Linked DNA regions of Homo sapiens: region 2 is linked to region 1. Evidence: read pairs that join two places in POLR2A ChIA-PET (ENCODE). Cell type or tissue: MCF 10A. All regions are shown on one strand. Links, peaks and the distances in the headings refer to the core of each region. The heading gives the core; the rest is flanking DNA.

Region 1 (5,387 bases), core at 199-5,198:
TTGTGCAGACTTGCTTGTGTGACCGCTTTATAGTGTCACTGCTTTATGTACTTAAGTGTGTTTTTGTAGTGGCCGGTAATGGTCTTTCCTTTCCATATTTAGCACTTCCTTCAGGACCTCTTGTAAAGCAGGTCTGGTGGTGACAAATTCCCCTAACATTTGCTTGTTCAAAAAGCATCTTATTTCTCCTTTGCTTATGAAGCTTAGATTGGCTGGACATGGAATTCTTGTTATAATTTTTTTTTCTTTTGAATGTTGAATACAGGTCCCCAATCTCTTCTGGCTTGTAGGGTTTCTGCTGACAGGTCTGCTGTTAGTCTGATGGAGTTCACTTTGTAGGTGACCTGCTCCTTCTCTCTAGCTGCCTTTAACATTTTTTCTTTCATTTTTGACATCGGAGAATCTGATGACTATCTTGGGCATGGCCTTCTTTTGTAGTATTTCATAGGTGTTCTCTGCATTTCCTGAATTTGAAAGACACATACATACATATGTTCATCACAGCGCTATTCACAATAGCAAAGACACGGAATCAACCTAAATGCCCATCAGTGGTAGACTGGATTTTTAAAAAGTGGTACATATACACAATGTAATACTGTGCAGTCATGAAAAAGCAGGGGATCATGTCTTTTGCAGTAACATGTATGGATCCACAGGCTATTATCCTAAGCAAACTAATACAGAAACAGAAAACCAAATATTTCATGTTCTCGCTTATAAGTGGGAGCTAAACTTCGAGTACATATGGACACAAAGAAGGGAACAATAGACGCTGGATCCTGCTTGAGTGGGGAGGAGGATGAGGGTCGAAAAACTACTTACTGTGTACTATACTTATTACCTGGGTGAGAAAATAATCTGTACACCAAACCCCTGAGACATGTAATTTACTTATATGAAAAACCTGCCTGTGTATCCCTGAACCTAAAATAAAAGTTAAAAAAAATCACAATCAAATGTTGTTAACTTGTTAGGCACATGTTTATCTTTTACCAAACAGTTTATATTGTGAATAAACATATTGCCAAAATCATTAAAAAATTACAATCCCACTTGGTTTTATAGGAATTGCCTAAAGAGGTCCTTAGTTGGTTGGACTGAAGTCTTAATGATATGTTGATGATTACCAAGATCATGTTTCAATTTTACTCTACCAGATGGTTTCTGATGCCTCAGATCAGAGTGAATGTCCTAGGTTCAATTCATTAGTAGGTGTTGCTTTTAGATTGGATAAGCCCAATTAAAGTAGGTCTAAACTAAGGAATATGTAGTACCTGGTGGTACTATTTTGAGAAGACTCCTCTTTACTACTCCGTAAAAATACCTTTTTTACCAGGTCTCTGATGCCTAAAAGTTTATCTTTGTGGTTTTATTTATTTAAGTTAGACATTGTACCTGGCAATCAACCTTTGTATTAGTTAGTCATTGCTGTGTAACAAAACATTCCAAGACTTGATGGCTTAAGAAAACCACTTATTGTTTGTGATTCTGTGGGTTGATAATTTGGGCAGGGTTTAGCTGGGATGTCTCTTCTCTATTCCATGTGCCCACTCATGCTTTTGTGGTCAGCTGGCAAGCCAGCTGGGGACTGCCGGGTCCTGGATGACCCCTCTTATATTGCTGGCAGTTAGCTGGAGTGATGGGGGCAACTAAGCCACATGTCTCTCTTCATCCAGCAGACCAGTCGGGGCTTCTTCCCACGATTGTAGGGTTCCGAAAGCAGCAACAGAACACAAGGTCCCATATGCATGCTCTCTTTAAAGCTGCTTCTTCTGTTGTTTGCCAATGTCCCAGTGGCATGAGCAAGTCACAGGGCCAAGCTTATAGACTCTGTTTCTTGATAGGAGGAGCTGCACAGAACTTGTAGCTATTTTTTTTTCAATCTACCATAACCTTAAACCTAAATATGTGAAGAATGTGATGTGATGTGTCTGTGTGTGTGTGTGCACGTGTGTGTGTGTGTGTGTGTGTGTATATATATATATATATAAATTGTCTCTATATATGTAAGCAGATTTGAGGAGAAAGAAAGTTGAAAAACAGTGTTTAATCTTTGGTTGCTTGAAAAGAAATGGTGAGGTCCCCTGAACTTGCCTACTCAAGTGATAAGGAATGTCTAGGAGAAAACTTCTTTACTTACCTCATAATTCCATATAGATTGAGCCTTGTTCCTGGCTTTATTTCAAAGAAGTTTCATTTTTCCCTTCAGGTTATTAACATATATATTCTCCTAGAATCTTAAGTCACCAAATAAAAACACACTTCTGATTTTTCACTGCTTTATCAACTCTTAAATGAACAAATGCTGTGTGTTTAGGCATCCTTAATTTAATAAAGAAAGTTGGAAGAGAATTCAGAATTTACTCATATAATTGAGTTGTCATTTCTGATTTATTTACATTTTGAAATTTTCTTTGTAATCCAGTTGCATCAAGGCTGAATTTCCCCATGAAATTCTTTAGCTGAAGTCCTGACTGTCAGCTTCAGCCCTTGGGCATTTGTAGCCCTTAGGGATAGTGGCCAAGTGGAAGGTGTGTGCTTCTAAAACTGTTCTTAAAGGATCATGAGAAATTTCCCTGGTGTTTAACAATATTTAGGATTTAGCATATTTACTCGAGAATGGCAATGACTAATAGAAAGCTTAGAGGATGACACGATTGCATTGTGCCTGTGAATGTCCCCAGTGATAGGGGAATGAAAGTAAATACAGCCAGAAAGATAATCGTGGTCTGCATTGTGGACTCCGTGTACCAAAATTTTCTGGAATAATCCCAGTCACAGTATTTTGTTTTCCATCACACAAATACTTTGCTACCAAACTATGTATCTATGAGGCCACCTCTGATATATAATTGGAAACAGCGCAACTTTGTCAGATCATGGTTCCCAATTTTTGGTTTGCAAAAATTGTTACCTTAGATTGTTTATGCTTTTTTCTTTCTTTCCTTTTTAAAGTAGAGCTTTTATGTTTTATTCAAAATATATTTTAAAAGATAAGCAACATAAATTACCTTCAGAGCAAATTTTCGGCAAGATAATTAGGAATGCAAAAAGCTAATTCACAAATGTCTAGTATATGATAGTCAATTTGAAACACACTTAATCTTTACAAAACTATAATATTATTTTTAATATTACCTACTGGTCTGTATGTTACTCAAAATCTTAATCTTGGTGCTGTATTAAATACTTCTAATATCTTCCATTTTCTGACATTCCTTTCTGCAAAAATATTATTCCTGTGGGTTAAGGAAGCTAGATCAGAGATGTGGGAAAAATTGCCCTCACGAATTTGAATATGAACTTGTTTATCCTCATTCCGCTTAGGCATGTGTGACTCCTAGTCATACAGTGAGGAACTAGAACACATTGTGCCACAGCTATATCCTTATTACTTTCCCTCATTCTGGCCTTTCTTTTCCAATACGTCATTTGTTGTCACTTTGGGATTCCTTTGTGTTACTTTTTTCCCTTATGTAAACCTCGAGAGGAGGGTAGCTTCCTTTAGTCCATGTGCCGATGGCTGGTAGATCATTTGACTATATGTTTCACTGTTGGTTTATTTATATGCCCATAGCTGGTACATGTTCTGACCATATGTTTTGCGGTTGGATTAGTTAAACGCGCTTAGGAGATGCCATGGCTGTTAAAATACAAAACCGGCTGGGCACGGTGGCTCACGCCTGTAATCCCAGCACTTTGGGAGGCCAAGGCGGACGGATCACATAGTCAGGAGTTCGAGACCAGCCTGACCAACATGGTGAAACCCTGTCTCTCCTAAAATTACAAAAATTAGTCAGGTACGGTGGCAGGCACCTGTAATCCCAGCTACTCAGGAGGCTAAGGCAGGAGAATTGTTTGAACTCAGGAGACGGAAGTTGCAGTGACCCTAGATTGCGCCTTTGCACTCCAGCCTGGGCGACAGAGTGAAACTCCATCTCAAAACAACAACAACAACAACAACAACAAAACACAAAAAATCCCATAACCACACTATATGTAGCATTTTCCTTGGACAACCCCTACCATTTCCCCGCATTTGTGAGAGTCAGAGATTGTGGGAGACGTTGTATACTTTTCTATTCTATAGCTTAGTGGCTCTCAAACTTGAGTGCTCATCAGAACCATGTTAGAGGGTTTAAGTCATGGAGTTCTGGGCCCTACCCTTAGAGTCCCTGAATCAGCGGGTCTTGAGTGTGACCTGAGAACACGCATTTCTAACTAGTTCCCAGGTGGTGTTGATGCTGCTGGTCTGGGGACTGCACTGAGACCCAAGTGTGATGAGTGCGGATACCTCAAATGAATGTCTATTAGTAACTAAGAGGTCAACTAAACCAAATTTAACCAATTGATTGTGAAATAAATTAAAAGGAAATAAACATTTTAAAACTCTTCTATACTTTTATACCGTTTAAAATTTCTCTTTGTTAGTATGCATACTTGTGTAAAAGTAATTATCTAGGTTTTATTTTCTCTTCAAAGTGCCATAATAGAGTCTTAGTCTTTGATTTTCCCCCCTCCCACCCATTTGTTGCCTTTGCTGGCCCCAGCACCCATCTTTGTGCATCCCATAATGAAAAACTTCTGGAATGTGAGGGTGTATGTCTACCTTTGCTTTTCTAAACTTTCTTATCATCTTCCTCACCTCAATTATAAACCAGCCATTTTTATGTGTTTATAAACATGCTAGATAATCAATTGAGGGTATGGGATTATTTTATTAAAATGCTTTTCTTACTGTTTATATGTAAACACACATAGCACAATAATCTTTAACTCAAATTATAAAATATTATTTTGTCATTATACTTAGTATTTAATCTTGGTGCTTTAATCATGGTATTACAAACATTTGCATTAAAAATATTTTAAATAAAAAGTAAGAAAAATAGGCCACTTTACAATGGATAATTTAAACTGTAGACACCATATGTTTATAGAGGACATATTGGTGAATTTGCAAGCTGTAGAGAAATATTTGAATGTTATGTTTTATTATTAAAGGGAATGGGATTTCTTCTTTAAATATAACCTGGCAGATTCATTTGCATCCCTCTGTGCCATCTATTTCCTTTTGTAAAAGACATCTTTTTTTTCTTTTTTTTTAATTATTATTATACTTTAAGTTTTAGGGTACATGTGCACAATGTGCAGGTTAGTTACATATGTATACATGTGCCATGCTGATGTGCTGCACCCATTAACTCGTCATTTAGCATTAGGTATATCTCCTAATGCTATCCCTCCCCCCTCCCCACACTTATCTTTTTAGTCCTCCTCTTTTGTTAAACTCCTGAGTAACTTTTTTTTTTTCCTTTTTCACTTGCCTAGATAATAAGTAGAATCCACCCTCTAGTGGCCAAAAGCAACATTAAAAAAAAAAG
Region 2 (5,387 bases), core at 178-5,177, 55 kb before region 1:
CACCAAGGTGTTGGTATTAGAAGGTGGAGCCTTTGGGAGGTGATTGGGTCATGAGAGCTTCACCTGATGAATGGGATTAGTACCCTCATGAAAGAGGGCCCAGAGAGCTGCCTTCTTTTTCTGCCATGTGAGGGCATCTCGAAGGTGCCGTCTATGAGGAATGGGCCCTCACCAAACACTGAATCTGCATGCACCTCGTAAATTTCCTAGTGTCAGGTATTTTGCTCTAGCAGCCTGAATGGACCAAGATAATGTGCAAAGGTCATGATGCAGGAATATGCCCAGCGTGTTTGAAGAGCCGGAGCACAGTGCCCGAGAGAACCTATGATGAGACCTGAGCAAGCTGAGAAGGAACCTGGACCTGGCCAGGAAGGAAGGACAGGGAGCTCATTCTGAGAGTGACAGGAAGCCACTGAGGGCATGAACTGGGCTGAGCCATTGGACTTTCCACTTAAAAGGATCACTGTGGAGTCTGGGGCAGAATAAACATAGGGAGGACAAATTGGAAAACCAGTTAGGAGGCTATTTTTAAAATATGTGCATTTATCAGGCTAGAGATAAGGACAGCTTGACCACTGTGGTGCTGGAAGTAGTGAGACGTTTTGGATTTGGGATGTCTTTGAAGGTACAGCTGATAACACTTCCTGGTGTGCTGAGGTGTGAGTGGAAGTGGAGAGTTGTGAATGACTCCAAAGTTTGTTTGTTTTTTTAAATAACAGCTTTATTGAGATACAATCCACATACCAGCAAGTTTACAATTCAGTGCTTTTTAGTATATTCATAGAGTTGTGCAGTCATCACCATAATCAGCTTTAGGGCATTTTATCACCCCTGAAAGAGGCCCTCTACCCTTTAGCTATCACTCTGTGGCCCTACCATCCTCCCCACCCCCCAGCTCTAGGCAACCACTCATCTACATTCTGTCTCCATAGATTTATTTATTCTGGACATTTTAGAGATAAGTCCAAGTATATGATGTGTAGTTTTGTGGCTGGTGTCTTTAATTTAGCAGGTTTTCAAGGTTCATTCAGGTTATACCAGGTATAACTGCATTCCTTTTTATGCCTGAATAATATTCCATTGTATGGATGTACCACATTTTGTTTATCCCTTTATGCGCTGACAGACACTTGGAGTATTTCCATCTTTTGGCTATTGTGAATAATGCTGCCAAGACACTAAGACACTTAGCCTGATGTACTCCCTCTTCAATTTTCCTCCAGGATCATGTGCTTCTAACCTTGTCTCCCTCTTTCTGCTATATTCCCTGTCCCTCCCTGCTTCTTTCCTGGCTTCTTGTTCACAAGGATTCTCTGGCCTTCTCTATCTTAAAACCAGTCCTGCAAACAAGCAGTAATTTGGAAATTCCTTGCTGCTCCTTCCATATGTCCACTTCCTCCGCTTTCTCCTCCTCCTTTGTCTCTTCCTCCTCTCCTCCTCTTCCCTCTTGTCCTCCACTTTGATCTCCCCTTCTTTCTCTTCCACTCTCTCTTCCTCGTTACTGCAACATATTGGTCCATCTTCAACTCATAATTTTCTACCCACTCCCTCATGCTGCTTTTCTCTCTGTATCATAAGAGTGCTTCTCCAAGGTCATCAGTGGTGCCCTTCTCACTGATTTCGAGGGCTCCTTCCTCATCCTTATCCTGCTGAAGTTGATCATTTTTCAGAAGCCTTCTCACCTGGCTTCCAGAGCACTGCACTGTGCCTGCTCTCCTGAGACCTCTCCCACCCTCTTCTTCCTCCCCTCCCTCTTCAGCTGCTCTCCTCTGCCTTGGGTAGCAATGGCTCCTTCTGAGCCATCACCTCAAGGTGGATGGCTTCCAGACCCCTTCTAGCCCAGCCTTTCACCTCAGCACTTTGCCTGCACCAGGCAGCAATGTGTCTGCCGACTCCTCCTCCCCTCCTCCCCTTCCTCTTCCTCCCCCTCCTCCTCACCACCTTCCTTCCCTCTGTCCGCGCCCCCCACACCCACCCAGTCATGTTGCCGGCCTCTCTCTGCCTCCTTTTGATCCCACACTTGATTGCAGTCTGGCTTTCTCATGCATCCCTAGTTTCTATCAGTGGTGCCATCATCTCCCTCCTCACTTGGGCTGGAAGCTCGGCCATTATGCTCGCCGCCCTCATCTCAGTTATCTTTGGAGTGCCACCAAGTTTCCTTTATTTATGATGACTCTCCATCTGCCCTGGCTCTTCCTCTTCCATTACCAATGCCCTGATTCAAGCTGTTGGCATCTGCCGCCTGGGTGATTGCACCCTCCCCGCAGGCCATGCTGCCTTACTCACAGCTGCCGATGTGATACTTACGAAGCCAGGGCCTGGCTGACCGCAAAGCCCAGCTGGGCCGGGAGGCCAGATTGCCCAAGTGCAGCGCCTGCTTCCACTACTCATTTATTGTGTGAGCTTGGGGAAGTTACTTAATCTTCCTGGGTCTCAGCTGTCTATCTGTAAATTGGGCATGGGTGACGGTATTCAATGTGCCACAATCCAATGACTGTGAAGATTAAATAAGATGATATAGGTAGTGTGCTTGGAAAGTGACCTGGTGCATAGTAAGCCCTCAACAAATGTCAGCTGTTGATATTGTTGTGATTGTCAAGCCCTGCACAGAGTCCAATCACCACTTTCTTGGCCAGAGATTTGGCTTCAGCTCTTTCTGCATCTCCTGCTCAGGGGAGCCAGGTTGGAGCAAAGATCACAGGAAAGCCAGGCCTGAATGGGCCACTTCCTGCCCACTGTGTCTGGCCTCAGGGCTGGCCTTGGTTGGCCCTCACAGTCTTTTCAAATGAACTTCATCAAAAGGAAAGAAGGAACACATATGAGGAAAGAGAGGGACGTAGGGTTAGAGTCTGCAGTCCTGGGTTGAATTCCACTCACCAACTTTACTTAGCTCCTCTGAGCCCAAGTTCTCTTATCTATAAAATGGAATGATGATCTTGACCTTGTAAAAGAAAACACACACGCAAGAACACACAAATGCACACACAACACACATGTGCACTCATATACATGCATATGCAACACATGCACACACATGTATACACACATGCACATAACACATACACAAACACAAAACATGTACACACATATACAAATGTAATATACACAGAGTGCACACATGCACGCAGACATGCATACACAAACATCTATCCCCACATCCACATCCACACACACTGGCACAGAATCGGTAAGCCATCAAGGGCACTTCTTTGTAGCCTCTAAACACTAGTAAGAGGATGAAAGATGAGAAAGATTGGAGCTTTCATTCTTCTGATTTCTTCTGCAAGGGCATTGCCCACTCCCCATCCCACACCCAGTTTCGACATCCCTCTTGGAGTTCTCTCATTTCGTCCAGACCAGAACACTTGCTCCCAGGGAGAAGGGAGGAGAGACCTTAAGTGCTCCCCTGAAATGGCGGTGAGTGGTTACAGGAAGAGATCAATATACAACACATCGTTACCATGCCTCTACTCTGTGCAGAAACCTTTGAAGATGCCATGTCAGTGACCCCAACTCTTTGGTTTGTGGATTGGGGGCCCTAGCCTAGCCTTGTTTCCCCGGCACATCAGTGAGGCTAGCCTGGGCACTGCCATGCACATGTGCCTGCCTTGGGACCATTCTCCTGCTCATTTACTCAGTATGCTGTTTCATGGGAATGTGTCTTACCTCCTCATCTGGAGCCTAAGCTCCCTGAAGGTAAGAACTGTTCCTGAACTTCTTTTAGATTCCCCAAATGTGAATTTTCACTCACAAAAAATTCTTTCTGAAGAGTGAATGAATACCTTCTTTAGAGTTTGATTTACTACAAAAACTTAAAACTCAACTAATAAATATAGTTATATAAATTTTTATGTAGTTTAAGTCAATCCCCTAACTTGTCTGTCTCATGGTGTAACACCTTAATTAATCTAATGTTTTCTTTCTTTTGATTTCAACTTCTCAGGAGTAGTCATCAGGACATACTTAATGAAATATCTTCCCCTTTGAGGTATTGAATTCTAAGTATTGAATTATCTTCCTCTTCGGAATCATCAGATTAAAAGATATAGATGGACTGTATCAATATTGCACTTTATTATTTGAGAGCTAGAGAAATTGAATAAAAGGAATTATATTAGAGAGAGTGATGCATGGTGCTTATGCAGTTATTAGTTTACTATATAATGAGTATTTATAGTGTCCCTGGCTCTGTGCTAGAGGCTGGCATAAAAGTAATCAATACCTGCCCTTAAAGAATAGGGAAGTAGATGTGTGAAGAATGCAATGACAGTTGCAATAATTGAGCCCAAGACCTCCCACTCAGAAAAAGAAGAAAACCATGTCAACAGTGCAATCACTAAAGGCTTTTTGATGTCATATAATATTTGACTTTCACCCATTGGCCTCTGATTTTTGTCCTCTGTAATTTGCGTTATATGTGTAATTCGGAAATGAATAATATTAATATTTGATGTTAAAAGATTGCTTGCTTCTAATTTTCCAGATGGTGGTTTTCAAACTCTAGCATGTACCTTGTATTAGTATCACCTGTAGGACTTCTTAAACCTCAGTTGCCAGGCCCCACCCCCAGAGTTTCTCCTTCAGTAAGTCTGTGACAATGATGGTCAATTTGCATTTGTAACGAGTTCCCAGGCAGGGCTGATGCTGCTGATCTGGGAAACACATTTTGAGAACCACTGCTCTAAATTGCCTGTATAAAAACTGAGAGATCCAAAAATATTGGCATATTGCTTTGCAGTTTTAAAATCCATAAATTTCACTCAAAAAATATTGAGCCACCTAGGACATGCCAAGCATGGTGCAAGCTCTTGTGGATTAAAGGGTACACTCCATAGAAATGGTACCTGCTGCTTGAAGTCATTATAATCATAATCTTTAATTCCTCCATGAGGGAAATGAAGGTAAAAGTCAACCTCTTAATGAGCTCTCTCAGCTGATTGTTGTATCACCATCCCAGACCTTCCACTCCCCAAGCCACTGTCCTTCCCACTGTGCCTCTTGTCTATTTACTTGTTAGATGTGGTTACTTTTTTCCCCAATGTTGAGATTAATTTTTCTAATTCTGCTGAATGTCAGCTTTCTGTCAAGCTTTTTTTTTTGCATATTCCAATTTAATTATATTTTACTTATTGTCTTTCATAGATGGGCTTCATGTATCTTCCTTTCTTTGCCTTTGGTTTTTAAATCCTGTTTGTGTTTGTCCAGATGTGTTTGTGTTTCTCCTGCCAGCGAATCTTACTAGTTTTTTTCTGTGCAATAATGTCTGCCTTCCGACTTTAAAATAGGATGCCTCTGAGACTGAACGTCTTGATGGTGCACTATTTATTCCCCCGGTTTACTTCTTGCCTCAGAGTGCTAATATTAGGCACTGCATCTTAGCAGACACG

Evidence for each region. ChIA-PET counts read pairs that join two places held together with the same protein. Peaks named below come from ENCODE experiments on the same cell type or tissue, not always from the same donor. Only the 100,000 strongest peaks of a DNase experiment are listed, where the experiment ranks them.
Region 2: POLR2A ChIA-PET joins it to region 1 with 19 read pairs; 3 of 35 experiments call an interaction of 5 or more read pairs at or near these places.

What each region holds. Positions count from the first base shown.
Region 1 is chr2:229,431,515-229,436,901 of GRCh38, reverse strand. The region is part of intron 8 of DNER (delta/notch like EGF repeat containing); the gene reads left to right. Among named protein-coding and RNA genes, the nearest start is that of PID1, 160 kb to the right of the region's middle. In MCF 10A, for the core only: a CTCF peak has its summit at 5,165; a DNase peak (open chromatin) is centred at 2,501.
Region 2 is chr2:229,486,077-229,491,463 of GRCh38, reverse strand. The region is part of intron 6 of DNER (delta/notch like EGF repeat containing); the gene reads left to right. Among named protein-coding and RNA genes, the nearest start is that of PID1, 220 kb to the right of the region's middle. RefSeq lists an enhancer at 4,513-5,014. In MCF 10A, for the core only: no CTCF peak of the experiment used is centred there; a DNase peak (open chromatin) is centred at 2,273.